Regions from separate parts of the Homo sapiens genome. Here region 2 is linked to region 1. A link is a loop called in an ENCODE intact Hi-C map of the cell type or tissue named here. Cell type or tissue: adrenal gland. All regions are shown on one strand. Links, peaks and the distances in the headings refer to the core of each region. The heading gives the core; the rest is flanking DNA. Region 1 holds the start of MLNR (motilin receptor). Region 2 overlaps CDADC1 (cytidine and dCMP deaminase domain containing 1).

The links. A loop is a pair of places that touch in the nucleus more often than their neighbours do. Peaks named below come from ENCODE experiments on the same cell type or tissue, not always from the same donor. Only the 100,000 strongest peaks of a DNase experiment are listed, where the experiment ranks them.
Region 2: it touches region 1 in a loop (1.9-fold over the local background); 10 of 110 quality-filtered maps call a loop at or near these places.

The regions. Positions count from the first base shown.
Region 1 is chr13:49,214,249-49,230,362 of GRCh38, reverse strand. MLNR (motilin receptor) reads right to left here and starts at 10,025. Exons shown (of 2, transcript NM_001507.1): 1 at 9,125-10,025; 2 at 7,986-8,323. The coding sequence starts at 10,025. The coding sequence ends at 7,986. RefSeq lists silencers at 9,993-10,072, 10,143-10,402, 10,339-10,595. In adrenal gland, for the core only: no CTCF peak of the experiment used is centred there; DNase peaks (open chromatin) are centred at 9,152, 9,632, 9,852 and 11,582; H3K4me3 peaks cover 1,809 bases; H3K27me3 peaks cover 2,732 bases.
Region 2 is chr13:49,267,051-49,283,164 of GRCh38, reverse strand. It overlaps CDADC1 (cytidine and dCMP deaminase domain containing 1), which reads right to left. Exons shown (of 10, transcript NM_030911.4): 5 at 15,106-15,675; 6 at 8,825-8,874; 7 at 4,646-4,815; 8 at 2,467-2,656. Among named protein-coding and RNA genes, the nearest start is that of CDADC1, 27 kb to the right of the region's middle. In adrenal gland, for the core only: no CTCF peak of the experiment used is centred there; no DNase peak of the experiment used is centred there.

The DNA.
Region 1 (16,114 bases), core at 7,663-11,662:
TGTTCTCAAACTCCTGACCTCAAGTGATCCACCCACCTCTGCCTCCCAAAGTGCTGGGATTACAGGCCTATTCATTTTTATATATAGCCCAACAACTTAAACATAAAATATACTTTGTATTTTTTCCTTGTCGAAGGAAATCAAAATGTATATGGAAATTAGTAAAGGAACATTTAAAGAATCCAACTTAGGAACTGCTACTGGGAAATGTGTTTATGAAATGCATTTTTATTTTTATTTATTTTTAGAGGTGAGGTCTTGCTCTGTTGCCTAGGCTGGAGTGCGGTGGCTCGATCATAGCTCACTGCAGGTTTCAACCCCTGGGCTTAAGAGAGTAGTCCCCACCTCAGCCTCTTGCGTAGCTCGGACTATAAGGCTCAATCCATTGCACCTGGCCATTTTCATCTTTATTTAAGAAAGCCAGATGCTTGCATTAGGCACAAGAATCCAGTTTTTAAAGATGCATGCTGGAGGATAACTCAGAATCATATGAATGGGGTTATTATAAATACAAAAAATAACTGAAGACTTTCAGTGAAAGATAGCATCCTTTGGGAGTAAAATGCCAATGGTGTCCCTTAAAAAGCTAAGTAATGAAGTGAATATGCCTCTTATGAGTTGTTGGATTTTTAGAAAATAAATGTTCAGTACTTTTGTTTCATGTTTTTAAAAACAAACAAAAAGACCCAACAAGTGATAGTTAATAGGATATGAACTGAGGACAAAAATGCTAGCTCACATTTACTGAGAATTACTGCATTCCAGATGGCATACCAAGTACCTTGTATTATTATATGTTATACGTACATTGCAATAGTTATATAACTAAACACTCCATTATAATGTATTATAATACTGCAATGAACTTAGTTTTTAAGAAATCGATATTTTTCCCTGTCCAAAATGTTGCTATCCTCCATTTACATTTAAGTAGTATTTATCAAATCTATTACTACCCGGCACAATGCTAGTTGCTTTACACAGATTTAAATATTACTTCATTATCCTTTATGGTCTCAGTCATCACACAGAGTTACATTTTTTTTAGAAGAAGAACCACCCAGCTTGGAGCAGTGGCTCATGCCTAGAATCCCAGCACTTTGGGAGGCTGAGGCAGGCGGATTACTTGAGCCCAGGAGTTCAAGACCAGCTTGGGCAACATGGTGAGACTCAGTCTCTACAAAAAATTCAAAAATTAGCTGGGTGTGGTGGTGTGTGCCTATAGTCCAAGCTACTTGGGAGGCTGAGGTGGGAGGATTGCATGAGCCTGGGAGGTGGAGGCTGCAAGTGAGCTCTGATCACGCCACTGCTCTCCAGCCTGGGAGACAGAGTGAGACCCTGTCTCAAAAAAGAAGAAAAGAACCACCCCTCATTGTAAATTAATTATTCATTTAACAAAATTTTATTTCATTCAACCCCTTTTGCAGAAAGAGAAAATTAAGCCTTAAAAAAATGCCTAAGTGTACATAAACACCTAGGAACAGGTTAGATACAAACGAAGCTTCTTCAGTTTGACAGATTGTCATGACACATTATATTCCAGGAAGTTCTGAATCAGACACATTCTTCAGTTTTGTGATTTAAAAAAATCAAAATAATTACTGACTGTGCAGTGCAGATGCCTAACACAAGGGCGGTAGGTGCTTTCCTAACTGGGGTGCTGGGATACAAGCCACAGCAGGAGAGGCTGGCTCTTGGGTGGGGGTACAAGTCAGTACAGTACAGGACTAGCGGCAAAGTTGCTTAATCAGCTGCTGAGCTCCCTGCACAAAGAGGGCCCCAAGGCTGGGACCATCTAACCCACTGTTGCTCAGTGGCCATTTCCTTTCAACTTACCATCTTCCGGCTCCTGCCCCAGCACTCTCTTGAAAGGCACTTTCTAGATTCCTTCCTTTTGCCAGACTCTGTGGTCTTTCCATTGCCAGTATCCTAGGGTTACCAGATTTAAAAATAAAAATAGAGTGCCCATTTAAATGTGGATTTCAGATAAATAATAAATGATTTTAAAATGTAAGTAATAGGTATGCTATATTTTTAAAGTGCGGTAGCGTGATCAGAGCTCACTGCAGTCTCAAACTCCTGAGCTCAAGCTATCCTCCCACCTCAGCCTTTCAAGTAACTAGGACAACAGGGGCACGCCACCATGCCCAGCTAATGAAGAAATGCATTTTTTTGTGGAAATGAGATCTTGCTATATTGCCAGGCTGGTGTTGAATTATTGGTCTCAAGTAACCCTCCTGCCTCGGCCTCCAAAAGTGCTGGGACTCCCGGTGTTTGCCACCACGCCTGGCCCTTAGTGTGTCATGCTAATAATATTTAAACTTATACATAAAATATATGTTGTTTATCAGAAATTCAAATTTAGTTTCAGGCTCTGAATTTCGTCTGGCAACCCTACTTCATTCTCTTTGTGTTCCCTGTGGTGCGTGACCCCTTGACCTCCGACCCTCTGTGAAACGCTCTTCCTTTGGGTTGTATCACATGCATCACATGCTTTTTCTTTTCTGCTCTTCTGCCTGCTTTGGTGACTTCCAGCCAGCGTGGGGATCATTAGAGTGCATCCCTGCACCTCTGCTTTGATCTTGGTAAGCTTTCTCCTAGTCGGGGCCATCTATTTCTATCACTTAAATCAGTGGTTCTCAAAGTGTGATCCTGGAGTTGCAGCAGCAGCACCACCTGCAAACTACACAGAAATGCAAATTCTCAGACTTACAGAATCAGAACTTCTGGAGTGGGCCCAGAAATCCGTGTTTTAAGAAGCCCTCTAGTGTTTCTGATGCAAGCAAAAGTTTTTGAGGCACTGGATAAGATGATCATTTCCATGCTGTTGCCTCCCAAATCTTTATGGTGAGCCCTGACTTCATACCCAAACTTCTCTCTAGAATTTCAAGGTGGAGTATTTTGGGGAATGTTAATATATGAGAGGAAAAAAAAAGCTGTATGGCCAAAAAGAGTTTATATAGTATTGCAACATTTCTTAAAAGTATTTAAGTGCTGAGGCATGGTGGCTCACGCCTATAATCCCAACATTTTGGGAGGCCAAGGAGGGCAGATTGCTTGAGCTTAGGAGTTTGAGAATAGTCTGAGCAACATGGTGAAACCTTGTCTCTACAAAAAAATTAAAAAATTATCTGGGTGTGGTGGTGTGCACCTGTAGTCCCAGCTACTCAGGAGGCTGAGGTGAGAGGATCATCTGAGTCCGGGAGGCTGAGGCTGCAGTGAGCCGTGATTGTGCCACTGCACTCCAGCATGGGTGACAGAGTGAGACCCTATATCAAAAAAAAAAAAAAAAAAAAAAAGAGTATTTGACCATCAGGACCTATTTGCAGGAGCCTGTGGAAAATGCAACAACAGAACTTTTCCAGCTGGATGGCTTCTTTGGAACCACAAAGTAGTCCCCCTTATCCATAGTTTCGCTTTCTGAGGTTTCAGTTACCTGTGGTCAACCATGGTCCAAAACTATTAAATGGAAAATTTCAGAATTAAACAGTTGTTAGGTTTTCAGTCGAGCGTGCCCTGAGTAGTGTGATGAAATCTTATGCCATCCCGCTGTGTTTCACCTGGGACATAAACCAGCAATACCTGGGAATTCAATAGAAATACAGATTCTTGGGCCCCACCCCAGACCTACTAACTCCAAAACCCTCTGGGGGAAGCCCAGCAATCTGTGTCTTACCACGTCCTCCAGGTGATTCTGATGCAGGCTGAAGTTTGAGAACCACTGACCCAGAGAATTAGTGTGGGGAATAAAAAGCCTTTTAACCCTTAGTACACAGGTGTGCACTATTTAAAAAGTGTGTAGTGTTTTCCTAAGGGGGCCGGTCGAGTCCCCTCCTCTGTAGTGTACACCAGAGACATAGTGTACACCAGGGACAGGTTGAGTGACTTCCACAGAGCATTCCTTTGGAGCCTGTGCCCTGTGCGCTCAGAAGAGGAAACGCTGAATTCAAAGGCTCCTCGTAGAAGACTAGGGGCTCTGTAATAGGGTTTGGAATCCTTAGAAATTGGGCTCATAATTAAATATTGCATCCCATCTATGTTTAAGTAAAGCCACTTTTAAAACACTAAACCTAAGCTGGGCGTGGTGGCTTATGCCTATAATCCCAGTACCCTGGGAGGCTGAGGTGTGAGGATCGATTGAGGCCAGGACTTGGAGACCAGCCTGGGCAACATAATAAAACCCTATCTCTTAAAAAAAATTTTTTTTTAATTAGCTAGGTGTGAAGATGATGTGTGCCTATAGTCCTAGCTACTTGAGAGGCTGAGGTGGGAGGATTGCTTGAGCCCAGCAAGTTGAGGCTAAAGTGAGCTGTGATCAAGCCACTGCACTCCAGCCTGGGTGACAGAGGAAGACCCTGTCTCTAAAACAAAACAAAACACACTAGACCTGTGCAACCACTAAAATTTGCTTCCATATACTGGCAAATGTCATTATGACATGAGTAGAAAGGGTCAGGAGAGGGCGTGTTTGAATTTTCAACACCATTAGCACGTTGCCTGTGTCTCTTTGAGAACCTGGCACAGGGAACTCTTGGATCCCAGTGGATGTTGTGCAATAGCTCTTTGAACATTTCCTTCAGAAGTGGAAATGTCTCACATACAAAAGAGGAGGAACATCCAGACAGATAGTGCAAACCTGATGTTCTGCACTTCCATCTGATCTAAATGGTGAATCCATGTTAGTCTAGATGACACAATACACATTTCAAACAGAGAATGCCATTAGAAAGTTGATTGATTTTTACATCATCACATGGACTAGTTTTTCTAGTGTATTGTATTATACACGTCTGGCACTTAGCAGTTGCTTGGTAAATATTTGCCATGGGAATGAATGAAATACAAACTCTCTTCCAAGGTTGGCAGCTCACCTAACAAAAGTGGTTCTGCCTGCAGAAGGGAGAGGGGGCTCAAAGAGAAGTGGCTGGAATGCCAGCACGGGTCTCTGTTGGGGTGGAGGGAGTGGCTGGCCCATAGCCTCCATGATTACCACCCTGGGTTGGGTGGGTAGGGAGCCCTGGACTGGAAACCAGAGCTCAGTGATTCTCCTGCTCCAGTGATTCGCTGACTTGGCCTCCCTTTTCATAGCCAGTTGTCAGTGTAAGAACAGAGAAAAACTTTAGATCTTAGAACAACTTTTTAAACATTTTCCACCATGACCCACAGTTAGAATGTATTTTATTTTGTGAACCGGGAAAGACACCAACCAAAACATAATTGAAACAAAAGTTTCACAGCACAATAGTTACCTTAGTACATGTGATACACAATGGACTCTATTCTTGTCCACACTGTTCCATTAAAGAAAAATATGACACACTTACTGATTTCACAGTCCACTAGTAGGCTGAGACCACACAAGAATCCTGAAGGAAGGGATGGCCTTCAGGCCCTCCATCTCAGGTACCATCTGGGAAGGGAAGGATAATCCTCCCTATGCCCACACCTGGAAACATGCTTAAGTCCCAGGAAAGTGTCATGTAAATCCTTGTTTTCTAGATTCTGAACGAGAAAGCTCAAAAGAGAGGTCTTTGCTTCTACATTTAGAATATTATACATGAGCCAGGTGTGGTGGCTCATGCCTGTAATCCCAGCACTTTGGGAAGCTGAGGCAGGAGGATTGCTTGAGGCCAGGAGTTTGAGACCAGCCTGGGCAACACAGCAAGACCCCAACTTTACAAAAAACTAAAAAATTAGCCAGGCATGGTGGTGTGTGCCTGTAGTCCTGCCTACTGGGGAGGCTGAGGTGGGAGGATGGTTTGAATCCAGGAATTTAAGGTTACAGTGAGCTATGATTGTGCCACTGCACTCCAGCCTGGGCAACAGGGTGAGATCCTGTCTCTAAAAAAATAAAATAAAATATTATATACATCTTAATAAGGTTCTTTGCTGTGACTTTCCCTAGGGAGGTGGCCACTCCTGACTGCTCCAGAGAGGAGCTCCCATGAGCAGAAGGACTGTGGCAGCTGCTGTACTCAGTGCTACCAAGCAGAGAGTTATGGAGGCTCCAGGCTGACACCTCCACTGTCAGAACCCCTACATCAGTGCTCCCCAAAGTATTTCTCACTCCATGAGATTTTACTAAGTGTTCTTGGGAGGGAAGATGGAGAGTTGGTTCTGTGATAAAATAAGTCAAGGAAATGTTGGTTGAGACAACTTCTCAGAGCCTCTGACATGCTATATTGTGTTATGTGTGTGAAATGTTTAGGGTGTGGTAGGGGGAACACAATGTGGTATTTTCCTGCCATATTTAACCCCAGAACCATTTTTTCCAATAATCCCTGGAAATCTGCAGAACACAGTTTAGGGAATGCTTCCTGAAGTGACTGCAATCTGCTTCTTCCACTAGCTAGGAGAAAAAGCAAACGAGAGACTTCATTCCTGTGCCAATTGTGGACCGGGCTGGGGACTGAGCTAGGGCTTTGGCTAAGAAAATGAGAAAGCAACAGAACTTTGAATGCATGTCGGGCAGACCCTTGTTATTTATGTATTCATCTTTTGTAGTTTTAACTATTCAAAAGAGACTATGGTGGCCTGTGGCGGAAAGTAATTTAGACATTTACCAAAGCCACCCAAACTGTGGGCTGTGAAGCAGAGACATCAAGTCAGTGAATCAACGGAGCTGCCTCTCTAGCCTCCAAGTCTCAATGTGACTTTATGTCTATCTGTCTTTATAACTCTGAAGTTATAGCATTTGTCATTTTTCTGGTATTTGTAGATGTGAAGATTCATGAAGGTCTCAGGACAAATTCCTCATACAAATCAAGATCCTATTGTAATTTAGGTTTGAATTTATCAATCTGAAAGCCCCAAAAAAGGTCCCATGTACAACTGTGAAAGCTGTACCCTGCCCACATCTTGGGGGTGCCATTCATACAGAAGGTGGCATAAGTGAAGCCCTTTGGAGCTGAGTGACAGCAGTAACCCTCTAAAAATATTTGTGTTTTAAACTCTAAAAAACAAAACAAAGTTACAGAGTTGTTGATCAGAATGTCCAGTGAGTTCTCTTTCACTCTTGACTAAATCCATTGGCTGGCGTTTTTCAGTAAGGACAGCATCTTGGCTTGGGATTGGGTGAGCAACTTAAACACTGGATTCAGACTCCAGCTCACCAGCTCCTGTTTGGGCAATCCAAGACTCACTTCCAAAACAGGAATGTTGACAACAGTACTCACCCCACCAAGCTGAGGTGAGATAAAGCATATTAAATAGCTCTTTACAAACGTCATTTGTAGTCACTGGAGAAAGCCATGTCCTGCTGAGCTCTCTACTCTCAAATGTTGATGCCCAAAGTTTGCCACCCCATGGCCAGTGGCACTGGGAAGGTCCCATGGGCAGTGTCAAGGAGAAGTGGGTTGCAACACAATTGCTTAATACTTCTGAAAGAGGCTATTATTTTGCCTAAACTTTATGATTTGCTGTGATCTGGAGAGAGGTGGGACCCCTGAACACTGGAGTCTACCCAGAATTCCTTTTACTTCTAAAAGTTTTTGCAGCCATACATAGGTATTAAATCATTTCTTGGATCAAAACTATCATTATCCTGGTTCCTTGTAGATGTACTGTTACATTTACATCCAAAACATAAAATACACTCATGATCTCAGAGGTGGCAGTTTTGGGGCAGCATCTTTGTGTATCATTTAACTGTAAAATGAACAATCATCTTTCCGAAGAGTAGGAGAATGAGGACTTCATGAAACCATCACACAAGAGCACACTTTGAGATGTGGGATTTCATGATGGTAAAATCGACCTTCCTTAGGAGGTACGTGGGAAGGAAACTAGAAAGGTTGGCGCAGTTACATTTCATACCTTGGTTAAATAAATCATGCGGTCTATTTCTTAACCAACTGGCACAACTGCAACCCTCTTTCCATTCTTCTTAACAGGATCTGTTCCTCATTTGCAGTCTTTATTTCTCTACACACCTGTTTTCCCCAAAGTCTTAGAACTGCAAGAGGAGCCTGGCTTGGCCGTGCTGGTTATCCCATCGTCTTCACGTTAGCGCTTGTCTCGGTGTAGCCCACCGTGTCTCCTCCAGTGTCCCCTGCAACTTCCCCCGCAGTGTCCCTGCTTCTGTGGAAGCCTCTCGGCCTGGACTTCCTTGCGAGCAGCAGTTTAAAGGCCGCCGCTCTGTACTTCTTTGAAATGAGGTTGTAGAGGATTGGGTTGATAGATGCGCTCAGATAGAAAAGTTGCAGAGCGACGATGTTAAAGTACTGAGAGAAGTACATCATCCGCGAATCTTCCGTGTTTATGTAAATGATTCTGCCAACGTGGAAGGGCAACCAGCAAATTATAAATGCCAGAACCACCACCACTGCAACATAAGACACAGCACCGGGATTAACAAAAGCATTGGGAAGCAAATAAACCCCCCACCCCGACAAGGAACCATCTGCAATAACAAGTAACAGCAAAATAAATTAGAGAAAACTTCTACCTAGGCAGATCCTCACCCCAGAAAAAATGACCAGGCTGCAGGCTGCATGGATACTTGCTTTAAAACTGCATAGTAGGCTCCCATATGTGTTATCAAGGCTGGACATAAACCAGAAGGAGCAATTTCTCTGAACAAGCCGCCTTGGCAGGCTTCCTTCCACAAACCCACTTCGGAGACAAGTTTTCTGTTCTCTGTTGAAAAGAATTCTACAACAGGTCTGCACAATCTTTACTTTTTGATACGAGCAAGGTTTACTTTAGCCTTCAGCATCACTTAACATTAAATAAAAAATTTTAGCTTAATGAAATCTCCCTCGTCTTCTCAAGAGCACTGTGAGGACTCCTCATCTGTGGCATCTAACAGGTGGTTGGATTAAGAATTACCAACTCTCCTTTCTGGTCTCAGAGGCTCTGGAAAAGCACTGCTGGTTACTGAATCGGATCCGGGGATCCCACCCTCAAAGCGCCCTGGGGTCCCCCAGAGCTCCTGGGGGACAGGACATGGTTTTCTCGGGGGATGGGAAGTACCGGCGGGTGGAGGCTGGAATCGAAATAGGAAAGGGAGCTGGAAGCGGCGCCCAGAGCTGGGCGAGCAGGGGAAGGGGACCCAGCGTTTGCGCGGTCCCCGGCGGGGCGGACTGCAGGCAGGCGTCTTTGGAACCACGGCGGCTCCACTTACGCAGGACGCGGACGGTCTGCCGGTGGCCTCTCTCCCGCCCCGAGGCGGCCGGGCCTCGCAGCGGCCGCCGGCTGCTCCACAGCTCCCGCCCGATGAGCCCGTAGAGGATGCTGAGGCACAGAAAGGGCAGGAAGAAGTAGGCGGTGGTGACCCACAGCATGACACGCAGCGCGCCCAGCTGCGCGGGGCTCGGCCGGCATTCGCGGCTGAACAGCGCCGCGGCCTCCGCGGTCTCGGGCCCCGACGGCGGGGACGGCGGTGGCGCCCGCGAGAGCCAGAGAGGCGGCGACGAGGCGAGAGGCGAGGAGGCGATCCGCGCGGTGCCATTGAGGCCCGGGACTACGGAGATGCCGGGGTCCTGCTCGACGCCCACCAGGAACAAGAAGGGACCGGCAGAGAGCAGCGCCACGGCCCAGAGCACAGCGATGAGCGCGCGGACGCGGCGCCGGGTGACCAAGACGCGGGCGCGGAGCGGGCGGCAGATGGCCAGGTAGCGCTCGACGCTGAGCGCGGTCATGTGCAGCAGCGTGGCGTAGGTGCAGCCCTCGCCCACGTAGAGGGACAGGCGGCAGAGCAGCGGCCCGAACACCCAGGGCCGCGAGCGCCAGAGGCGGTACAGGTCGAACGGCAGCCCGAGCAGGATGAGTAGGTCGGACACGGCCATGCTGCCCAGGTACAAGTTGGTGGTGGTCCGCATGTCCCGGTAGCGCCCGATCAGCATCACGGTCACCACGTTGCCGCTCACCCCGACGACGAACAGGCACAGGCACACAGCGGTCACCGGCACCAGCGCCCCCAGGGGAAAGGGCGAGCAGCGGCGCTCGTCGCAAGGCGGCAGCGCGGGCCACGGCGGCTCCCGCGCCCCCTCGGGGCCGTCGCTGCCGTTCCAGGGGCTGCCCATGGGTGCTCCGCGCGGCCGCCGCGTCCCGGGTCGGGCTGGGAGCCTGGCGCGTGGTCCCTCTCGGTGAGCGCCTCCTTTCCCAGCCCGCACGCTGCGGGCGCGGCAGGTCAGACGGCGGAGCGCTGCGCTGCGCTGCGGGGCGCGAGAAGCGGCTCTGCGGGGTGGGCTCCGAGGCGCTCCCGAGCTAGCTGCGCGCAGTCTCCGCCCACGGCCGCGGCCCGCCCCGGCCCGGCCCTGCTCCGCTCCCGCGCCCTCTCCCGGGCCCATGCAGTTCCAGGGCGCTTCCCTCTCCACTAACTGGAATACCCGGCGCCCTTAGCGCACGAGCCCTACCCGGTCCGGTGAGCGATGTCTGCACCCTAGACAGCTTTGGTTACAGGACTGAGCACTGTACGGGCGCTTTTGTCAGTCTGGTACTCCGGGCACCTTCGAAGGGATCTGGTCTGGTGGCTGGTAGCTGCCGCTTGACGGTGGAGGAGGGCTCATGGTAATCCTCAGGAAGCCATAATGCTAAATAATAGGAGGGGAGTCTAGACCAGAATCTAGAGCCTCTCCTGTCTAATCCTGGCTCTACAACCGAGTAACTTGTGTAATCTTGGGCTAGTCCTGGTCTCGCCCAGCCCAGTTCTCCTCTTCTGTAAATTCGCGAGTGGTGGAGGGAGCTGACCATATAATTGACCAAATAATTTCTTTTTTTTCTTTTTTTCTTTCTTTCTTTCTTTTTTTCTTCTTGAGACAGGGTCTCACTGTCGTCCAGGCTGGAGTTTAAGTGGCGCGATCACAGCTCACTGCAGCCTCGACCTCCCAGGCTCAAGCAGTCCTCCCACCTCAGCCTCCTGAGTAGCTGGGAGCACAGGAGCGCCCAAGCCCCGGCTAAATTTTGTGTTTTTTGTGTAGTCAGGGTTTCGCCATGTTGGCCAGCCTGGTCTCGAACTCCTGACCCCAGGTGGTCCACCCGCCTCGACCTCCCAAAGTGCTGGGATTACAGGCGTGAGCCACCGCGCCCGGCAGTGACCAGATAATTTCAAGGATCCGTGAGCATGTTTACTTATTATAAAGAACAAGACAAATATTTACGTGGACACTAGAGTACTTTCACATGTGATATGTCATTCTTATGTACAACATGTTTTATAAACTTAAAAAACTAGAGGATTTGTCAACACCGGAAAGAACGAAAATTGGGGAAAGGGGCTAAAACGGATGTTCAGTCTGTTCGGTGTGGTCTTAATAACAATAGCTAACACTTACTGAGAATTTAGATGGATCTGGCCCTGTGCTCTCCATTTAATCCTCATGGCCCGGGGCGCTCCTTTCGCCCATGAACAAAGCGGTCTTGCTTGAGATCAAGCAGGCAGTAAGAGGCGGGACTGGGATATGGGCTCTGGTCGGCCTAATCCCAGAGCTTGCAAGCCTGACGTCCTACTCACTGCCCAGCTCCACCCCCTCAGTGGCTTAAATCCTCAACCTCTTCTCTGGAGTCTCGATTCTGGACCTGACACCTGGCTTTGCCTAGGGCAAGCTTCTCCTGCAGTTCTCTCTCACATGCAGACTGTGAGCTTGGAGGAGGGACACCTGTCGCCTCCCTCATCGCTGCTGTTTCCAGCGGTCCTAAAACCGCCCTCCCTAGCGCTTTCCTCCGTGGTCACCCGTAGTCCCTGAGGGACAGGTGCCTGCGCTCTCTTTGAAGCACTGCATCTGCGGCCGTTCACACCCATGCCGAGTCTTGGAATGCCTTGGCCTCTAGTTTGTTGACCTCCTTTCCACCTATGACCTTGCTCTCCACCCGATCTCAGCCGCGCCTGTCGACGGAACTTACACCTCACGGTTGCCTGCCAGCCTTCCTCCACCTCCACTTCAGTCAGCCCTCTTTCTGACCTCCGCCCGCTCTCTTTTTAGCTCTCTTCCCCTAGCACCTCAGTTCCGGTAATCCTTCAACCCACTGCGACCTCCATCGCTGGCTCCTCCTTCCTTTTCCCGGTCCCTTGCCTGCCCCAGGTCTTCACTTTCTTCCTTTACCCAACGTAAATTCCACGGGCAGTCGCCATCACTCCCACACAGACGCCCTCGACTCCCTTGCTCTTTTCTCCATTGTCAGCCTCGTCCATCCACCAAGAGCACCACAACCCTGGTGAAGCCGAATTCCCTGCCTACTCCTTGCCTGCTCTCACATGGCGTTGTTTCACTTGAAAGCACAACCTCTAGCGGGGTGCTTCGTTCCCCCGGCCTTCCCAACTCTCACCTGACCTCATTCACTCTCCCACCACCAGGCTGCTGGTTTATACCCCCTCCTCTCTCCTTAGACCCAACACCCACCACCCCTTCCTTTGGGAGGTTTCCTTGCACCCTGTTTCTCTGAAGATAACTACCACACCCCCACCTCTGCTCGTGCTCCCCTGGGACAGTTGGTGGTACTTGCAGCTGAAGTCAGCTCTGCCCCTTAAGTGCTCCTTTCTCCTCCTCCAGACATCACTGCGTCAATTCTCTTTCTCTCTCTCTTGTCATCAGTTTTTCTCTCCTGGATCATTTTCATGCAAAACTCCTCAAAATAGTTTCTGTACTCACAGTTTCCACTTTTTCTTCCTCCCTGTCTCCTCCCCCTAGGCAGAGAAAATGTAATTTCTTCATTTATAGTTGATTTGATTTTCCCCTGTGCTCTCAACAAGAGAAATGAATGCTCTAGCCTAGGTAAGGCATGATCCAGGCGGATCAGTTAAGCAGCCCCTCTGGGCAGTGTTCCCTTCTCTCAGACATCATGCCTTTCCTCAAGGTGGCCCAGGTGTACGGGGAGAGGGGTCAGTGGCTTAAAGCTAGAGGGAGAGGTCCTTATGAAGCTTCACGCCGGCTCCTGGGGTGTCAGGGGCTGGCATTTGCTAGACTCCAGTTCCATGTTCCCTTCCTGCCTGGTCACCAGTGGCTCTGCTAGCCTTGGGCGCATGGGCCTGTGGCTAGTGAAGAGGTAGCTTCTTTCTTGGACTCAGGTGATGCTATCAGGAGCACTTGACATCTTCCCCATGGCTCTCATGGGCTGCGAATCCCTGAGTCTCTTTGGTTTTTCCCATTTGCTCCTTGGCCTGATGGACTACCCCAGCCTCTGCTGAAGCCTCCCTTATTCCCTTCCCCACCCACCATGGTGGCGCTGAGGCAGGCTCACTGAGTCTGCAGTCAGCATCCTGGCTGTTGTGAATTACTCACCTCCATTCAGGCACTCCCTCTCTATGGTATTTTCTCCATATTGCTTATTATCAACTGACATACTATTTAATTTACCTAGCTATTTGTTTATTATCTATCTCTATCTCCCAACATTATGTGCACCAGAAGGCAGGGCTTTAATCTGCTGTGTTCACTGCTGTTTCCTTAGTGCCTGGCACAAAGTGAGAATTTAATAAATATTTGTTAACTTGGAGAATGAATGAGCTTCTGTAGAACCAGGTACCATTGTTTTCTTTACAATTCCTAGCCGTTAAAACAGTGCTCTGATTGTAGTGGGTGCTCAGTAAGTAGTCACTGATACTTCAGCTTAAGACAGAATACTGATATGGAGAGGTGGAGACCCAGCGGGCTTTTTTGATAACATTGCTATGCTGAGGTTCAAACATAACTTGGCCCTTAGGACATATCTGAGCTCTTATGATGGGTTGGCATTCAATGTTTTAGGAAGGAATGGGACCAGATCTGTTTTCTACTTTGTGTTTCTGTAGACATTCACCAGCTTCCTGACTTCATAGTTAATCTAGCGAGAGGAAGAGGAAGTTCTCAGTAGACCGGGAGCATGGGCGTCTCTCTTCTTTACTCTTTGAGTACCTCTCCACCTGTAACTCATGTGGGGCAAGGGTGGGTCTAGGTTTGGCCCAGCTACGGCCTGCGTCCCCAGAGGCAAGAGGTTGGTGTCATCAATAGGCTCTTGGCCCCGGGCTGGAGGCCTCACTTGTTGGCTTTTGATGAATATAAAGGGATGGTCTGGATGAATATAAAGCTAATGCTTGCTGTGTGCAAGGCACTGTTCCAAGTACTTTCATATCTGAATGCATTTAATCCTCCACAGCAGTCCAAGGCAGCAGGTTCTTTTAGTATCTCTATGTTAGAGATGAGAAGAGCAAAGCACAGAGAAGTGACCCCAGGTCACTGGGACAGCCAGTAAGGGTGGTGCTGTCCACTTCCAGAGTCCATGGGCATAACTACTGTGCTGGGTGGCCTCTTGCTATACAGACCATAGCACCACCAGCTGCAGAGAATGCTAGGTTATGATCTGGATTCTGCTAGGAAAGTGTCTTCCAGTGTCTTTCTCAGAAACCAGATTTTATGGGCAAATTGAAGAATCTGGAAAGTTGTGAGGAGCATTAAAATACCTCCGTAACGGCCGGGCGCGGTGGCTCACGCCTGTAATCCCAGCACTTTGGGAGGCCGAGGCGGGCGGATCACGAGGTCAGGAGATCGAGACCATCCCGGCTAAAACGGTGAAACCCCGTCTCTACTAAAAATACAAAAAATTAGCCAGGCGTAGTGGCGGGCGCCTGTAGTCCCAGCTACTTGGGAGGCTGAGGCAGGAGAATGGCGTGAACCCGGGAGGCGGAGCTTGCAGTGAGCCGAGATCCCGCCACTGCACTCCAGCCTGGGCGACAGAGCGAGACTCCGTCTCAAAAAAAAAAAAAAAAAAAAATACATCCGTAACTTGTACAATAGTTTACTTATGTAAACTTGTAAACACTCCACAGGCTTTACACTCTTTTCCCCACATAAGAGCAAGGCATGAAGTTTGTAGAGATGGGGGTCTCCCTAGATTGCCCAGGCTGCTCTTGAACTCCTGGGCTCAAGTGATCCACCCTCCTCTGCCTCCCAAAGTGCTGGGAATACAGATGTGAGCCACGGAGCCTGGCCATTTCATAATGTTTTGAACCAACCTTTTACAATTGGGAAATTTCAGGTAAAGTTCCAGATTGTCAGCATGATATCTTGGGCCTAGGCAGACCAAATTCTTTAATAGCTCCCAAGGACATCCATAAAATATTGTTGTAAACCAGGCACGTGCCGCAGGCTGAGAGGAGTGGTAACATCCGGGGAGGTGTGGGAGTTTGAGAAGGAAGCATTGTCTTGCAAAACCGGAAGCTGTGGCAGCTCTGAGCTCATGTTCCCCAAAGACTGCCACCTGCAGCCTGTAGGCTGGTGCCACTCTGCAGGCACCTCACAGCTGTCACCACACACAGGGCATCTGTGGCTTCACACTCAGCCCCTTCCTCATTCACATGACCCACTGGGTCCTCTAGACCCCAGGCACCAGGAAATGGTATCTTTAGTAAAATGCAGAGATAGCAAAGCTGGCCCTGGAAGGGAGCCCCTGGCAGAGAAGTTCAAGGCCAGCTATTTCCCAATCTCACCGCCAGGACCTGACCGCCACATTGACCAGGGGCTCAGTCTTTCCTAGGTTTTCTTTTTACACAGCAGGGACACGGCAGGGCAAATTCAGGCAAGACTTTTGTGGAGTGCAGATTCCTGTTACTCTGTGGCTGTTGCTTTAGCAGTTTTTCTGTTAGTCCCAGTTTCTCCTGAGAGACAGACAGGCTCAGCGTGGCAACAATTACCAAGGGGGATGGTGGAGAGGGAGCAAGCCCTTGGAAGCGTGGGTGGGAAGAGGTTATAGGCCTTACACTACTGCATACGAGCATTCTTACTGTGCAGCTGCTGCCATTGATTAACTGTGAAACTGAAAAGGTAATTTCTTCTTTAAGACCTCTGTGTCATCCTAGAAGGATTAAGAATGAGATAGAGCTGATAACTTGGGTGTGGGCAGGCGAAATTGTTTAATCACACTCAAGGACATCCATAAAATATTCAGTTGTAAGCCAGGCACATGTCACAGGCTGAAAGGAGTGGTAGCATCCTGGGAGGTGTGGGAGTTTGAGAAAAAAGAGACAAGTTGGCCTCTGTCCTTAGCAAAATGAACTTACTGACTACGTCAGTTTTATGGACTTGATGCCCAGGATTCTCTAGTCTTATGTTACCTGTGTATCAGTTTATAGGTTTTATATTCCCTTCTTAAGCAATTCAGGTGAAATTCACATAAAATTAACCATTCTGAAGTGACAAAC
Region 2 (16,114 bases), core at 6,235-10,234, 54 kb before region 1:
ATATATGTATGTTCCAGGTATCCTGGACTCAAACTGATGTATATGGCAGGAATGTAAAGCTGAAATATATAAACGGTTCTTTTATATCATTTTTCTTCCCACTGCAAATTCTAGTAGTTAAATGTTACATTAACTCATTCAATGCCAGGATTAAATCATTGGATGTCATAGAAACAATGTATGATTCTGGACAGGATCCTTTTGCTATATAAAAGCAGTCCCCAACCTTTGTGGCACCAGGGACCAGGTACCGGTTTCATGGAAGTTTTTCCACAGACCAGATGGTGAGGAATGGGGGATCATCAGGCTTTAGATTCTCATAAGGAGTGCACAACCTAGATCCCTTGCATGGGCAGTTCACAATAGGGTTCACACTCACATGAGAATCTAATGCCGCTGCTGATCTGGCCGGAGGCAGAGCTTAAGCAGTAATGTGAGCAATGGGGAGTGACCATAAATACAGAAGAAGCTTCTTAACTGGTACCCAGGGGTTGGGGAAACCTGCTATATAAGACATTTCTTGGGCAGCTAATGAACCTTGACTGGAATCTGTGGATTAGTGGCAGTAATGTATCAATGTTAATTTCCTGATTTTTATGGTTGTAATTATGTGGTTATTTCTCATTTGAGGAAATAAAGGGTGAGCTGGTATCATGTCAACAACTTCTGGGAAAAAATTTCTTTGTAGTGTTTTTATAACTTTTCTGTATGCTTAAGGTTTTTTCCAAATAAAAAGCTTTTTGAAAACCAAAATAGGCTGAGAACAGTGGCTCATGCTTGTCCCAGCACTTTGGGAGGCTGAGGCAGGCAGATCGCTTGAGCCCAGGAGACAGAGATTGCCAAGATGGCGCCACTGCACTCCAGCCTGGGTGAGATAGTGAGACCCTGTCTCAAAACAAAAACAAAAGCAAAAAAAAAAAAAAAAAAACCCACAAAAACCAGAACCCAAATAGTGAAGAGGTATAAAGACTTAAAAGTTCTTGTGTTTTCCATGAACTACCTCAGTACATTTTTGGAACTATCAAATAAGAAATTCTTTTTTTCCCGGGCCAGTCGTGGTGGCTCATGCCTATAATCCCAGCACTTTGGGTGGCCGAGGCCGGTGTATCACCTGAGGTCAGGAGTTCAAGAGCAGCCTGGCCAACATGGTGAAACCCCGTCTCTATTATTAAAAATACAAAAGATTAGCTGGGCATGGTGGCGTGCGCCTGTAATCCCAGATACTGGGGGGTGGGGGGAGGGGGGTGGGGGTAGCAAGGCAGGAGAATCGCTGGAACCCGGGAGGCTGAGTTTGCAGTGAGCCGAGATCACGCCATTGCACTCCAGCCTGGGCAATGAGTGAAACTCCATCTCAAAATAAATATATAAATAAATAAACAAATATTCTTGTTTTCCTGATTTTTCTCATGAGAAATGTGTGTGTTTGTGTGTGTGCACCTCCCTTTGTTTGGGGGTGGGGGTGACCTTTAAACTATTGCAGGGGATCCCAAACCTTTGGCAGCAACCAGTACTGGTCCGTGGCCTGTTAGGAACTGGGCCGCACGGCAGCAAGTGAGTGCAGGCGAGCGAGCATTACCGCCTGAGCTCCACCTCCTGTCAGATGAGCGGTGGAATTAGATTCTCATAGGAGCAGAACCCTACTGTGAACTGCACACCTGAGGGATCTAGGCTGCGTGCTCCTTATGAGAATCTATTGCCTGATGATCTGAGGTGGAATAGTTTCATCCCAAAACCATAACCCCATCTGTGGAAAAATTGTCTTCCACAAAACCGGTCACTGGTGCCGAAAAGGGTGGGGACTGCTGAAGTATTTTCACCTCTATCCACCTCTCTAAGCCAGAAAGGAGAGGGAAGAGATGGGTCAGAGATTTTTCTTTTATCAGCCACCAGATGGCACCAAAAGATCCACTGGCTCAATTCTCTACAGAGATGTAAATTCATAAGGCAGGAATCCTTAGCTGAACAGTTGCAGTTAGGTAAGGGTTTGCACATATAAATAAACTCAATAATAATAATAATTTGTTGAAACTCGGCCGGGCGCGGTGGCTTACGCCTGTAATCCCAGCACTTTGGGAGACGGAGGCGGGCGGATCACCTGAGCTCAGGAGTTTGAGACCAGCCCGGACAACATGGCGAAACCCCGTCTCTACTAAAAATACAAAAATTAGCCAGGCGTGGTGGCCGGCGCCTGTAATCCCAGCTACTCGGGGGGCTGAGACAGGAGAATCACTTGAACCCAGGAGGCGGAGTCTGCAGTGAGCCGAGATCGAGCCACTGGCACTCCAGCCTAGGCAACAGAGAGAGACTCTGTCTCAAATAATAATAATAAAATAATAATAATAATAATAATAATAATAATTTGTTGAAACTCTTTAAAAGGGTGGGAATCACTAACTTACAATATTGCAGCAGGGTACCTAACAACATAATACAAAATACACCTGAAAAAAATGTGTATCTACTTACCGTAAATTTGCTAACACCTTCAAGCTCCCCGAACCTCATGTAAGAGATGTCTGCCTTCTTTTTTCCAACATCTACATCTCCTGCATAGATTTGTTTTATGCCTGCACCTTTAATTAAAGGTACACACTCATCACATGGGCACTTTGTCACAAAAATCATGCTTCTTTCTTCTGGTTTTATTTCTTGACACCTACAAAAAAAATTATAAAATATCAGAAAGGTCGTTTCTGAAAGGGTAAGTTATTTTTTAGAAAAATCTTTAAACACTAAAATTGAGCTGTTTTAAAAACAGATTTATGACATTATTAATAATGATCATCAAGCCTTAGACTTGCTGAATTACTGAATGTTCAAAGTATGTAAACCCACAAAAGTGTTATGATACAACCTGAACATGACAATTATTATAACTAAAAATAATTTATTGATTCTAAGTAAGAGGTTCAGTTTCAGATTACAAAATAAATGAAATCAGGAAGATACAGACACCAAAGAAAGAGAGAAAAAACCCCCAATGCTTTCTAAATAAGTACCTGTTTAGAATACTGGAATTAGATTTGAAACTGATACCTTAAGAGCTAATCATGTCTGATTAGACACTAACTCATCTTGTTAGACAAATGACACAGCCCTATCTGGTACCTAGTGGATAGTCAATAAATGTTTACTAAATGAATAATCAAATACTTAAGTTCTGTTTTGACTTATAGTTCCCTTACCCCTTCCCTATCATAGGATAATTTTAAAAAGAAAAGTTTCTATTTGATATATTCACACCTCTGTACAAAATGAAGCAAGTAAATCTGTAATGAAGAGGACAAGGAAAAGAATAGAGGGAATTTTGGGTGAAATTTTGCATGCTGAGGGTAGTTTAGGACTAACAACTGGGGCTGCAAGGACTGACTTCCGGGTTCTGAGGCTTACGTAGCTCTCAGCCAGCCATCTTCAATTCCTCCACCGCCAGCCTTCCACATCCATCTTCCTTGTTGAGACTGTTATTTACGTTCACCTGGACTAGGGCAACAGAATTCTATGCATCTAGTCTGTTCAAACAATACTACCTACATAATCTATAGCGTATGGCTCTGTCAATGCCATTCCATTTCCCCGCTGCCTACCAAATGGAGCATAAACTCAAAGTCCTCTCGAGTCCAGTCCCAGCCTGTCCTTGTGAGCTGTCTTTCCCTTGTGTCCACATTCCAACCTAACTGGAATATTCATGCTCCTAAACACACCACGGATTTTCCTACTTCTAGACCGTTGCTTATGCTAGAAGCAAGAATGGTCTTCCCTTCCCTTCCAATTGCCCCAGTCTAGGAATCCTTTAAAGCTCAGTTCAGATGCCAGTTCTTCCCTAAAGCCTTTCCCTTGCACTCTCCCATTTGTCCATAGCAGCTCCAGAATGTCCGCAGCACTTTACATTTGCCCCTCCCACAGAATCCACAGCACGAGGTGGATGCCGTCTCATATCCCCTATTGCATTAGAAGCTCTCCAAGGACAGGAGTCATGTCTTACACAGTTTTTTAATCCCTTAACCTTAATGGTAAAGGCTGAGAAGTGTTTGTGAAAATGATGTAAATTAACAGGTATAATCACTAACAAAAGCTCTTTTGAAGCAATTTGGTTCATTATAAATCCCTATTCTGAATACTGCAGGCCATTGTAACACAATGGTAAGTATTTGCGTATCTGAACATAAAAAAGGTAACGTGTGATGTTACAATGGCTACTTCACTCAGGAATTTTTCAGCTCTGTTATAATCTTATGGGAACACGTTGTGCATGTAGTCCATCGTTGCTCAAAATGTCTTTCTGTGGCGTGTAACTGTATTAATAAATGCGTGCTCCAGATTTAGAAAACAAAGGAGCCTTAACATCCAGAAATATGAGAGGCTGAGCAAGATCCCAAAGGATAAACTTAAAGCAGTTTCATATTGGAGAGAGGCAAGGGAAAAAAAGACATGCTCAACAAATTGGGAAGACCTGAAGAGGCGATGACCTCAGGTCAGGTCATAGCTTCAGGTCTGGCAGTGAGGACCAAGCTTTACCAAAGTTATACTTCTGAAAGGAAACTTTCTTGGAATTTGAAAAAGGAAATAAATTACAATTATAAGAAAATTAATTTCAACCAACCCTTGCTACATTTTAAAGAAAAGTACACCAAGAAGGATTTCATACCTAAATGTCAAGGCATTCTGTTCCGCATGTATGATGTATCTGAATTTCCTTATTTCTCTGTCTTTCTGCTTGTCATCCATGTGTGGGAAGTCAGCATACTCAGATCCAACAGGAAAAGCATTGTAACCACATCCTACAAAGTACATGGCACCTGTTCCATCACAACTTCTCTACGAGAGTGAGCAAACCAATGGTTAGTTTCAACATTCTGAAAAGACACTTTGCAATGTATTTTTGAAGCTTGCTATCATACTTTGTATAATGAATATTCATTCAATTTTCTACAGTAAACTGAGCTATCAAAAAATATAATACCAGATACTCCTACTGCAGTGTGATCTTGTCAAAGCTAAATTCCAAGAAGGCCAACCACCTCTCTAATCTATAATCTCAAGGAAGTCCTTGTTTTTTGCAATTAATTAAATACTATCTTACTTAACTAACAAATTATTTCACTTGATTCAGATATTACTTCCCAAATAAATTATAGATCCTGGAGAGCAGAAACCATGTTATATATTTCTTTTCCATCCCTTCAACATGTTCGAGTATTCTGTACATAGCAGGTACTCAACAAGTGATTGTTAATTTCTTATGTGCTCTGTGCCATGCTACTGGTTAGCAAGTCAAAAACTTTTAAATACTTTAAACAGAAAATTTCTGTTGGGCTAAAAATGTGCTATTGTGATTTAGTTGGAAAATAAAAAATGCATTTTCATCTTCAGTATTTATTAAGCCTCTATTATATGCATATTATTATAGAACTTCTTACTTCAATGGCTCTTATTTCTCTTTTAAAGAGAAATAGTAGTTAATATGAATGCTTTATCAATTATTAGAATGAAATATTAGTAATGTGTGTGTAATAGTTTTTTGGAATATGCTATAAAACTCATTAAATTTCAATATATTATAATTACTCATGATAATATCAACAGACTCATTACTGTAGCAGCTTCATAAAAATCATGTAATAGTGAGCCAACAAAAGCCTGCAAACAAAATATTATCTCATTAATAAATCTGTTTGAACATTTACTAAATGTCAAACATCATGCTGAGTTATTTATTTATTTATTTATTTAGAGACAGGGTCTCACTCTGTCACCCAGGTTTGACTTCCTGGGCTCAAGTCATCCTCCCATCTCAGCCTCCCAAGTAGCTGGGACCACAGGCGTATGTCACTATGCCTGGCTAATTTTTTCTTTTTTTGTAGCAACGGGGTCTCACCATGATGCCCAGGATTGTCTTGGACTCCTGGGCTCAAGGAATCCTCCCACCCCCGCCTCCCAAAGTGCTGGATTACAGGCATGAGCCACTGCACCCAGCCATACTGAGTTTTACATGGATCATTTCATTTGATCAATTCTTGAAACAACCTAAAGAGTGATACTATTAATATTACTGTTTTACAGATAAGGAAACTGAGGACAAGAGTGATTAATTGTCTAGGGTCACAAAATGAGTAAGTAACATAGCCAGAATTCAAGCCCAGATTACTTGACTCTAAGCCATGTGTCTTTCCATTTCACCGTGCTGCCTGCTGGCCTACTCTAGAGATAACTAGAAACTGACATTCTCCACAAAATCATTAACAACCAGATGTTAAGCCAAAAGTCTGCTGAGCATTCATGTACACACAAATGAGAGTTCCAACCACCAGTTAGACCTATGCTAGGTGCTGGAATACAACTGTAAACAAGACAGAGAGTCCCTACCCTCATGAGCCTTCTAGTCTGGGGAGGGTAAGAAATTGAACAGATAACTTTAACTGTGATGAATGTCACAGACAAGTTGTACAGAGTGCTGAGGAATTTCTGGCAGAGGAGCCTAGTATTCTAGTAGGAGTTAACAGTTGGGGTACAGGTAAGTAGAGTCAAGAGGTATTTTGAAGGTGGAATCCATTGTGCTAGGTGATTGTATGTGTACAGTAACAGACAAGATGGTGACCACTGATGAGGGAGGAGGTTAGCAGGGAAGATACTGGATGAGTGAACTTGAGGAGTTTGTGAAACATCAAAGCAAATTGTCAGATTACTTTCTGTGAAGTCCCTGAGGCAAAATGTAGGCTCACCTTTCAGTCAGCTATATAGTTACTAAATATCTCTTGATTCTAGCCTCCTAACCCATCCCCACATCTCCAAGTCCTCATCTCTTTTTATTAATCTCCTTATTTTCTGTCTAGCCCTACCTCATTCTATTTATAATGCAAATCTGATCAAATCATTTCCCCACTTAGAACATTCTTGGAATGCACTGTCCCATACAGTCGCCACTAGCCACATGTGGTTAGTCTAGATTGAGAGGTGCTGCAGGTGTAAAATACACATAGAATTTTGAAGATTTAATATTTTTTAAATGCAGAATATTTCATCAATAATTTTTTATTGATTACATGATTAAATATTTTCTTAAAATTAATTTATCTGTCTTCCTTTTAAAAACATGGCTCCAGCTGGTTGCAGTGGTTCACACCTGTAATCCCAGCACTTTGGGAGGCCAAGGCAGGTGGATCACGAAGTCAAGAGATTGAGACCATTCTGGACAACATGGTGAAACCCCATCTCTACTAAAAACACAAAAATTAGCTGGGTGTGGTGGCACACACCTGTAGTCCCAGCTACTGGGGAGGCTGAGACAGGAGAATTGCTTGAACCCAGGAGGCAGAGGTTGCAGTGAGCTCAGACTGCACCACTGCACTCCAGCCTGGCAACAGAGTGAGACTCTCTCTCTCTCTCTCTCTCTCTCTCTCTCTCTCTCTCTCTCTCTCTCTCTCTCTCTCTCTCTCTCTCTATATATATATATATATATATATATATATATATATATAACACCTAGAAAATTTAAAATTCAGTTTGAGCCTTGCCTTTTCTCTCTACTGGTTAGTGCTGTGCTATAGTATGTCACTGCCAGGATAAAGTCCAAAATCTTTACATGGAATATAGAGTTCTTCATGGTCCCGTCCACTTTGTTGCTTACTCTATGTGCCAAATCAAATGCGTTTTCCCATATTCTCTCTCTCACCCCAGTCTCTGTGTGTTATTCTCCTGGTCCCATTAACTTGCTCTGCCTGATGATATCCTCCTAATCTTCAAGAATTTTAACATTATTAATATTAATATTAAGAATATTCAGGGCAGGCATGGTGGCTCACACCTGTGATCCCAGCACTTTGGGAGGCAGAAGAGGGTGGACTGCTTGAGGCCAGGAGTTCAAGACCAGCCTGGTCAACATGGCAAAATCCCATCTCTACTAAAAATACAAAAATGAGCCAGGTGTGGTGGTACATGCCTATAGTCCCAGCTATTCAAGAGGCTGAGGCATGAGAATCACTTGAATCCAGGAGGCAGAGGTTGCAGTGAGCCAAGATTGCACCACTGCACTCCAGCCTGGGTGACAGAGGGGGACTCTGTCTCAAAAAAAAAAAAAAAAGAATGTTCACCAAGAATATTCATGTTATCCTCCTGGTCCTATTGACTTGCTCTGTCTGAAGAAATTATCTTATTCTTCAAGAATATTATATTAGTAACATTAATAATATTCACCAACAGTATTTACTTATTTTTCCAAGCAAAGGTTCCTCCTCTATGTTCTCATGATATCAGTTATAATTACACTTACATATCAGTTATATTTTACTTCTACATCTCCATCACTAAACTATGAGGCCATAAAATGTGATCTTTAATCCCCAGCATTCACTGTGGCACAGTGCCTAACCTGTAGAGAGTGTTTAACAAATGTTTGCTGAATGAATGCGTCTATCTAGAAAACTGTTGAGGGATGAGCAAATCTTTATAGATCTTCATAAATGCACCATTACAAAAATATTAATATTTTTTTTTTTTTGAGACGGAGTCTCGCTCTGTCACCCAGGCTGGAGTGCAGTGGCACGATCTCTGCTCACAGCAAGCTCGGCCTCCCGGGTTCACACCATTCTCCTGTCTCAGCCTCCCGAGTAGCTGGGACTACAGGCACCCGCCACCACGCCCAGCTAATTTTTGTATTTTTTTTTTTTTTAGTAGAGATGGGGTTTCATTGTGTTAGCCAGGATGGTCTCAATCTCCTGACCTTGTGATCTGCCCGCCTTGGCAGTCAGTAACCTGTAATGCACCGAAGACTGAACTATGTTTAAACAAAATCCAGGTTAAATATTTAAAGAATTGTTTTCATACTTACAGATTTCCCTTCTGCCCAAATGACTGCCCCAACTCCTGTTTTATGATCCTCTGAAAGATATATGGCATTTAACTCAGTAAAAATTATGATATGTTAGTTTTAGAAATATATTTTTCCAAAAGTAATAAAAACTTGTATTGAAACATACTTCATAAATGTAGCAGCAATCCTTGTATCTTCACTAATTACAGAAAAGTATTAAAATAAACACTTTTAAGTATGGAATATGGGAGCTAGGTACCAAATAACTAGAGAGAGTCACTACCAACTCAGTCACACATACGTATGTGGAGGCCACTAAATGGCAGTGTCCACAGTCAGGTCCCTCAAAGCTGTAGCCAGAACTAAGTGCAACTTCATTGATTCTCCATTAACAAGCCGGTTTCTAAACAACTACTTCTGATAGGTGATAAAATTTAATAAAGGTTTCAGAACTAATGGATTTTGTGTAATAACTGTTCACAACAACCAAATTTGTCTTTTCCCAGCATTATTTATACTCTAATCATGGAAAATATATCTTATGAAAATGTTCTTGCTAAGAAAAAAGTTCAAACTTCTCATACGAACATAAACAAATCTTTATGGATCTATCTATCTATTGCTAGAAAGTACATGAAGAGAATTCTGATTTAAACAAAATGTTGTCCTTTCTTTGACCTTCAGTTTACCTTGAGGGAAAAAGAATGCAAGTTAATGACATCTTGCCCATTTCTAAATCAAATAGCAGAAGTTATAAACAAACATAAGATTATAATTTCCCTGTAGAACCAAAACCTTTGCAAAAGTAAAGCTGTACTTCTTAAAACCATTAATCTGAAACAGAAAATTAAAAAACAAAATAGAAATTCTACATATTAAGGATTTACTTTTTCCTTCTATACAATGTTGAGTTTCAAATTTCTAAGACAAATTACACTAATTATGAAAACCATAGTATTTATCAAAATCTTAATAAGGGACTAAGGTAGTTAAGTGGCACATTTACACGTAGAAAATAACAATTATCTGTGAACTTACCCTAAGGCATTTTCATTTTGGGGAGGATTAACTGAAACCGTGGTTTCACCCTACAATTTCCTAAAAGTGAATCCCTCCAATGATAACATTTTTAAATACCTACTTTCCAGTAAAGGTACAAAGAAAATTTGTGCCACAATTGCATTAAAAACTAGAATGAATGTCTTATTAAGAGGTTAACTTTAAAACAGTTATGATACTCTAATAAAATTTCCCATCTCAAATTCAAGCAAACCCTGGTTTTCAAAATTATACCACAAAGCATTTGTATAATTTATGTTAAACATGTTTATTCATGATCTCATTTTTACCCTAAAGGTAAAGCAGATAAAATTTCCATTTCTAGATGCAGAAACAGGCAAAGAAATAGACTAAAACTTAGCCCTCCAGATCCAACCTGCTTGGCCTTTCCTCCACCTTGCACCGTGACATAAAGAATTCCTTGACACAGCCTGGCCAACATGGTGAAACCCCGTCTCTACTAAAAATACAAAAATTAGCCAGGTGTGGTGGTGCATGCCTGTAATCCCAGCTACCTGGGAGGCTGAGGCAGGAGAATTGCTTAAACCTGGGAGGCGGAGGTTGCAGTGAGTTGAGATCGTACCACTTCACTCCAGCCTGGGGGACAGAGCAGAACTCCATCTCAAAAAAAAAAAAAAAAAAGAAAAAGAAATCCTTGACAAAAATTTCCATTTATTGAATGCCTCTTATGTTCCAAGTACTGTGAGAACTGAGGATGCAGTGGTGAGGGAAACTGTAGTCCCTTCCTCATACGACTTACAGTTGGATGGTGAAGGAGAACAGCAACAAGGAAACAAACAGTACTTTATGTGCTGTGCTCTGAAGGAAATAAATGAGGCTGAACAGCAGAGTGCACGAGATGACTTCCTTCTACAGAGTAGAGGGAAAAGGGATTTTGGTGTAAACAAAATTGGGTTCCTTCCTAGACCTTTAGAGTTTAACATGAGTGGGCAAGAATACAAATCAATGGCTTTATGCTCATTTCTAAGGTAAGTGGCAGAAGTTATAAACATAAGATTATATTTGCCTGCAAAACCAAAATCTTTAAAGTTTTATTTAATTTATGCATAAATCTAAAATGAAAAAATAAAAAACCAGAATAAAAATTCTCCATATTAAAAGCCCCCTTTTCTACCATCAACACTGCATATTTTTAATGTTATGTTTCTTAGTCACAGAAGCCACTTTTTCTGTTTCAGCCTGGGGACAGACTAAACCTTGTTAGGAGGAAAAAAAAAATGTGATTTTTCCATCAGCATGCAGCTCTGCTGCCTAGCTAAGGTTGGTTACATCAAGAGAATATTCTTTACTACTTGTCTTTTAAAATAGGAATAAATTTTCATCCATATAAAACAGATTTGATGTCACTCAGCATCAAGGCTGGTGACAGATGAGGTAATTTCTCAAAAATCTTTTCATGTCTATAATTTTTACAGAAATTGCTCCCTATGATCTGGTCATTCACAGGGTTTTCTCTGTACAACTTTGAAGGAAAGGTCAACTTACAATCATTGAGTCAAATTCCTGGGGCTCTTTGATCACTGAAAATCAGAGGGGAACTTTTTGTTCTAGAACACAGGTGTGGTTATTTTAGCTCCCAATCCTGTGGTCATGTCAGTGTCCAAGGTGCTCCACAGTCCTCTTGCATCAAAATTACTGGATGCTTGTTTTTAAAATTTAAAAAAAAAAAAAAAGAGGCAACTCCTGGCTTCCATGGAAGTCCCCTAAATCAACCTCTCTGAGAGAGGCAGGCAAGGCTTAGGAATCTGCATTACTCCTGAGCTCCCCCTTGATTCTCAGGCATACTCATATCTGAGAACCACTGAGTTCTGTTTTAAAAGTTAACTTTCTTGATTACTCCAGCCTACTCTCATTATCAGTACTGTGGCCCAGGAGGAAGGCATAATCCTTAGCTTTGGAAAACACCTAATCTGATGAGAAAGCAAGACACGAAGAGATCACAACTCAGTACTTAAAGCAGATAGATAAGATTTTTGATGCCTTCCTCCTGCTCTTTTTTCCCCAAGAGTCTAAACACTTTTTTTTTCCACTTTTTTGCTACCTTCGGGTATTCTAGAAACATACTTTTGGAACTCCTGGCCTCAAGCAGTCCTCCTGCCTCAGTCTCCCAGTGCTGGTATTACAGGCGGGAGCCACCGCACCTGGCTAGTAACATACTTTTCATGACATCTCTATGGATCCTCTTTATTCATCATTCAAAAAGCAATTATAAGCAACTACTTTCAATTCATTTTAGAACTCTGTTGTTAGAGGTTTTGGAATTCATTTTAATCATATGTACATTTTTAAATGAAATGGTATCTTCATCTATTAATTAGGGAGAAATGAGGTCATCAAACCAAACTGAATAATGTGAAATTAAAAGCTTAATTGGAAGCGCACTGTATCATAGGGATATCCACCTTACTGAAGTACCCTCAATGTTAAATGAGATACATATATAAATCACCAAGCTCAGTGCTTGACACATAGTAGGTGTTCCATAAACTGTCATTGTTATTATTTATCATTAAGGAAGAATTACAGGTCCAGAGTCCCTGATCTGAAATCTTTTACATCCAGTTTTTTTGAAGTTTGATGCACTTATTTTGCGGCCAAATCTGACCCAAATTGAGTTATTTATAGCCCTCAATTATTCTTAGTGCAAATATTCCTACTTTTTTCACTCTGTATGTATTAATGTGATTACAGGGTACTGTCCCAGATGCCACTGGGAGTCCTATATAACAGTATATGTACCATATTACCTTTTTAAAATCTGGATTGGGCATGATGGCTCATGCCTGTAATCCCAGCACTTTGGGAGGCTGAGGCAGGAAGATTGCTTAAGCCAAGGAGTTCGAGACCAGCTTGGGCAACACAGTGAGACATATCTACAAAAAATTAAAAATTGGCTGGACATGGTGGTGGTTCACCTGTAGTACAAGCTACTCAGGAGGTCGATGTGGGAGGATTGCTTGAGGCTGAGAGGTTGAGGGCTGCAGTGAGCCATGAGTGCCACTGCACTCAGCCTGGGCAACAGAGTAAAACCCTGTCTCAAAAAAAATAAAATAAAATCGGAAAAATTCTGAATTCCTTTACATTTGGCTCCAAAAGTTTTGCATAAGGGATTGTGGACCCTTTATCTTTGGATAAAAAGATTTGTTTTATCCATTCAACGCACATTGTGTTTAGTGCTAAGGAAAAAATGATTAAGACATGGTTTCTTCCCTGGAAGAGTGCACAGTGGAGTAGAGTGAGTGACAGAGGAGTTGCACCCTATTCAGGATTTGAGTTCCATGTAAAAAAAAAATCACCAACAATTAACCTTGAAAAATCTTTTAAATTGACCATCAAATGCGTAAGCAGGGCTTTATGTACAAAATTCTGCACAATAGTGGATATACTTATAACTATACAGTAGTGTAGAGTATCTAATAAACAATATAAATGCAAATGTATACATACTGCGTCTTTAAACACTGGAATCACAGCTGGTATGATAAGGTGTTCTATGAGAAGCAAGAGGTACTAAGATCCAGTAAAATAGCAGATTCACATCGCCCTCTTACTCTGGAACACAGGCAGGGTTCTGCTGAATTCTAATTAGTGAAGGGTAATTAGTGAATTATAGCTACAACAGCTGTTCCCATTTATGTTTTCTATCTTTTTGAATGGTTTACAGAAAAATTCTTTACAAAGCTGGAGTTGGCAAAGAAACAAATATATAACCCACAATAGAATATAATTACATGAAACCAGACTTTTACACAATGCAATTGTTTGGGGTCATATAATGTGTGCCTACAGAATCAAAATCTTTAAGAAGAATTGAGCAATTATTAACTCTGCGAACATCAGAACACCTTGTGGAACTTTTAAAAACATAGAACTTGGCCATATTTTGTTAGGGACTTGGTTTAATAGGTCTGGGTTGGGGTTTGTACTTTTTATAAAAGTAAAAAGTATAGCATCTGTACTTTTTATAAAAGTAAAAAGTATAGCATCTGTACTTTTTATAAAAGTAAAAAGTATAGCATCTGTACTTTTTATAAAAGTTTCAATGGCGATTCTATTTGCTGCCAGCTGAGAACCTCCCTTCTGTTGACTACTGCAGACCAGCAGCATCTGTAGAGACCTTTTCTGATGACTTTCTCTTCTTTCTTGGGATAATTTTTAAATCCTACTACAGTACACTCCCCAAACAAATCTTACTCTACTGCTCCTCCTGTCTATGTTTTTTCCCCTTTATCACAAAGATGCATTTTAAAAAGTGATCATGATTCTACTTTGAGAAATCTTACATCAGGTAAGATGTGATAATATTGTTCCATGTTTGGAAATACAGATGCCATCTTTTATCATAACAAAGAAAAATCCCAAGTAATATTTTCCTTTTCCAAATATACAACTTAATACAATACAGTAAAAATGTTTCTCAACTTGCTGATTGAAGACATACCAGCAACTGGAAGAATCTGCAATAATCACCATTCCTTTACCTTGATTCTATTAGTTATTTTGAATTAATGTTATTGTAAAGATTTTTTAAAAATTGTTAAATATTCAGTACATCAAAATATTGAAGAGTTAACAAAAATGAATAATTTTGGTTTTCTCCTTTTTCTTTTTTTGGAGATAGAGTCTTGCTGTGTCTCTGGAGCTGGAGTACAGTGGTGCTATTGTAGCTCACTGCAGCCCCAAACTACTGGGCTCAAGCAATCTTCCTGCTTTAGCCTCCCAAGTAGCCGGGACTATAGGCACGCACCACCAGACACCACCATGCCCAGCTAATTTTTTTGTTAGAGTCGAGGTCTTGCTATGTTGCCCACGCTGGTCTTGAACTCCTGAGCTCAAGCGATCCTCCTGTCTCAGCCTTCTAAAGTGTTGCAATTACAGGCATGAACCACTGCACTGGGCCTCTCCTTTCTCTTCTTGTCCTACCTTTAGTGGAGGGCTCAAGGAACAGTGAAATCATAAAAGCAAGAAGCAGAAAGAAGGGCCTAGATTAATGAGGGCCTGATGTAGAAATGTGGTACTGAATATAAGGCTACAAGGAATCCCAAAACTGCTGGGAGAAAGAGTTGTCTACTCAAGGGTCTCACTAACTTCTCTATATTGTATGAACAGCAAAACTTAAGTAACTATGAGTAAATGAACTCTACCATAAATGAGACGAACACTTCAGAGACAAATACAACCCAACCAATCAGCCCCAATTTACGATCTATGTAACTCACCAGTTCGATATGCCAATAACCTGGCCTGAACCATGCAGTGCCTTGCAATTTCCTGTGGCAAACTTTGATTGTGAATTTCATTAATCTGTTCTGGATTGCTACGGTAAAATCCGAAGTGTTTAAAGTTCGGCACACTGGAAGCTACTGTGGCCAAAAGTAGGATAAGGTCTTTCATGTTTTGCCTTAGATTGCTAAAGTATGGATTTTCACACAGGTTCTCCAAACCTATAGTCATCAGTATTTGCTTATGCATTTCTTCATTTGAAACCAAAAATAACATTTCATATTCTTTTATTCTTTCTTGTTTACATTCATAATAAAAGTCAGTGTTAGCATCCGGCAATGTTTTTGTAATTTTTTGAATAAAGTCACATTTGTAAGAGGTCTCCTCTACAAACTGCACCATATAACACACCAAAGGTTGAAGTAAGACACACACATGGGCCCGACTGTTTGACTTCAATCTTTCCACTGCTTTGGCATCTAACTTTGCATCTTCAGAACTAGAAGCCTCCGTAAGCAAACTTATTTCTGGATCAGCAGGCCAGTATGAAATTCGGTTAACTCCAGCTGAAATACAAAATACGAAAGGTAATTATGAGATACATGCTGAATTTAGGGTTTTCATTATAAAATCCACCCTATCATTGCAGTATATCTAGAACCCTCAATATAATAAATGTCTATTACCAAGTCACCTATTATATAGCCTGAGGGTTGGCAAACTACCACCCACAGGCCAAATCCAGTCCACTGCCAGTCTTTGTACAGCTCACAGGTTAAGAATGGGTTTTACATTTTAAAATAGTTGGACAAATCAAAAGAACATTTTGTGACACATCGAACTGTCAGAAATTCAAATTTCAGTATCCATAAATAAACCTTTATTGAAACACAGACACACCCATTCACTTATATAGTCTTTGGGTGCTTTCGTGTGGCAGAGTTGAGTAGCTGTGACAGACACCACACGGCCTGCAAAGTCTAAAATATTTATTATCTGGCCTTT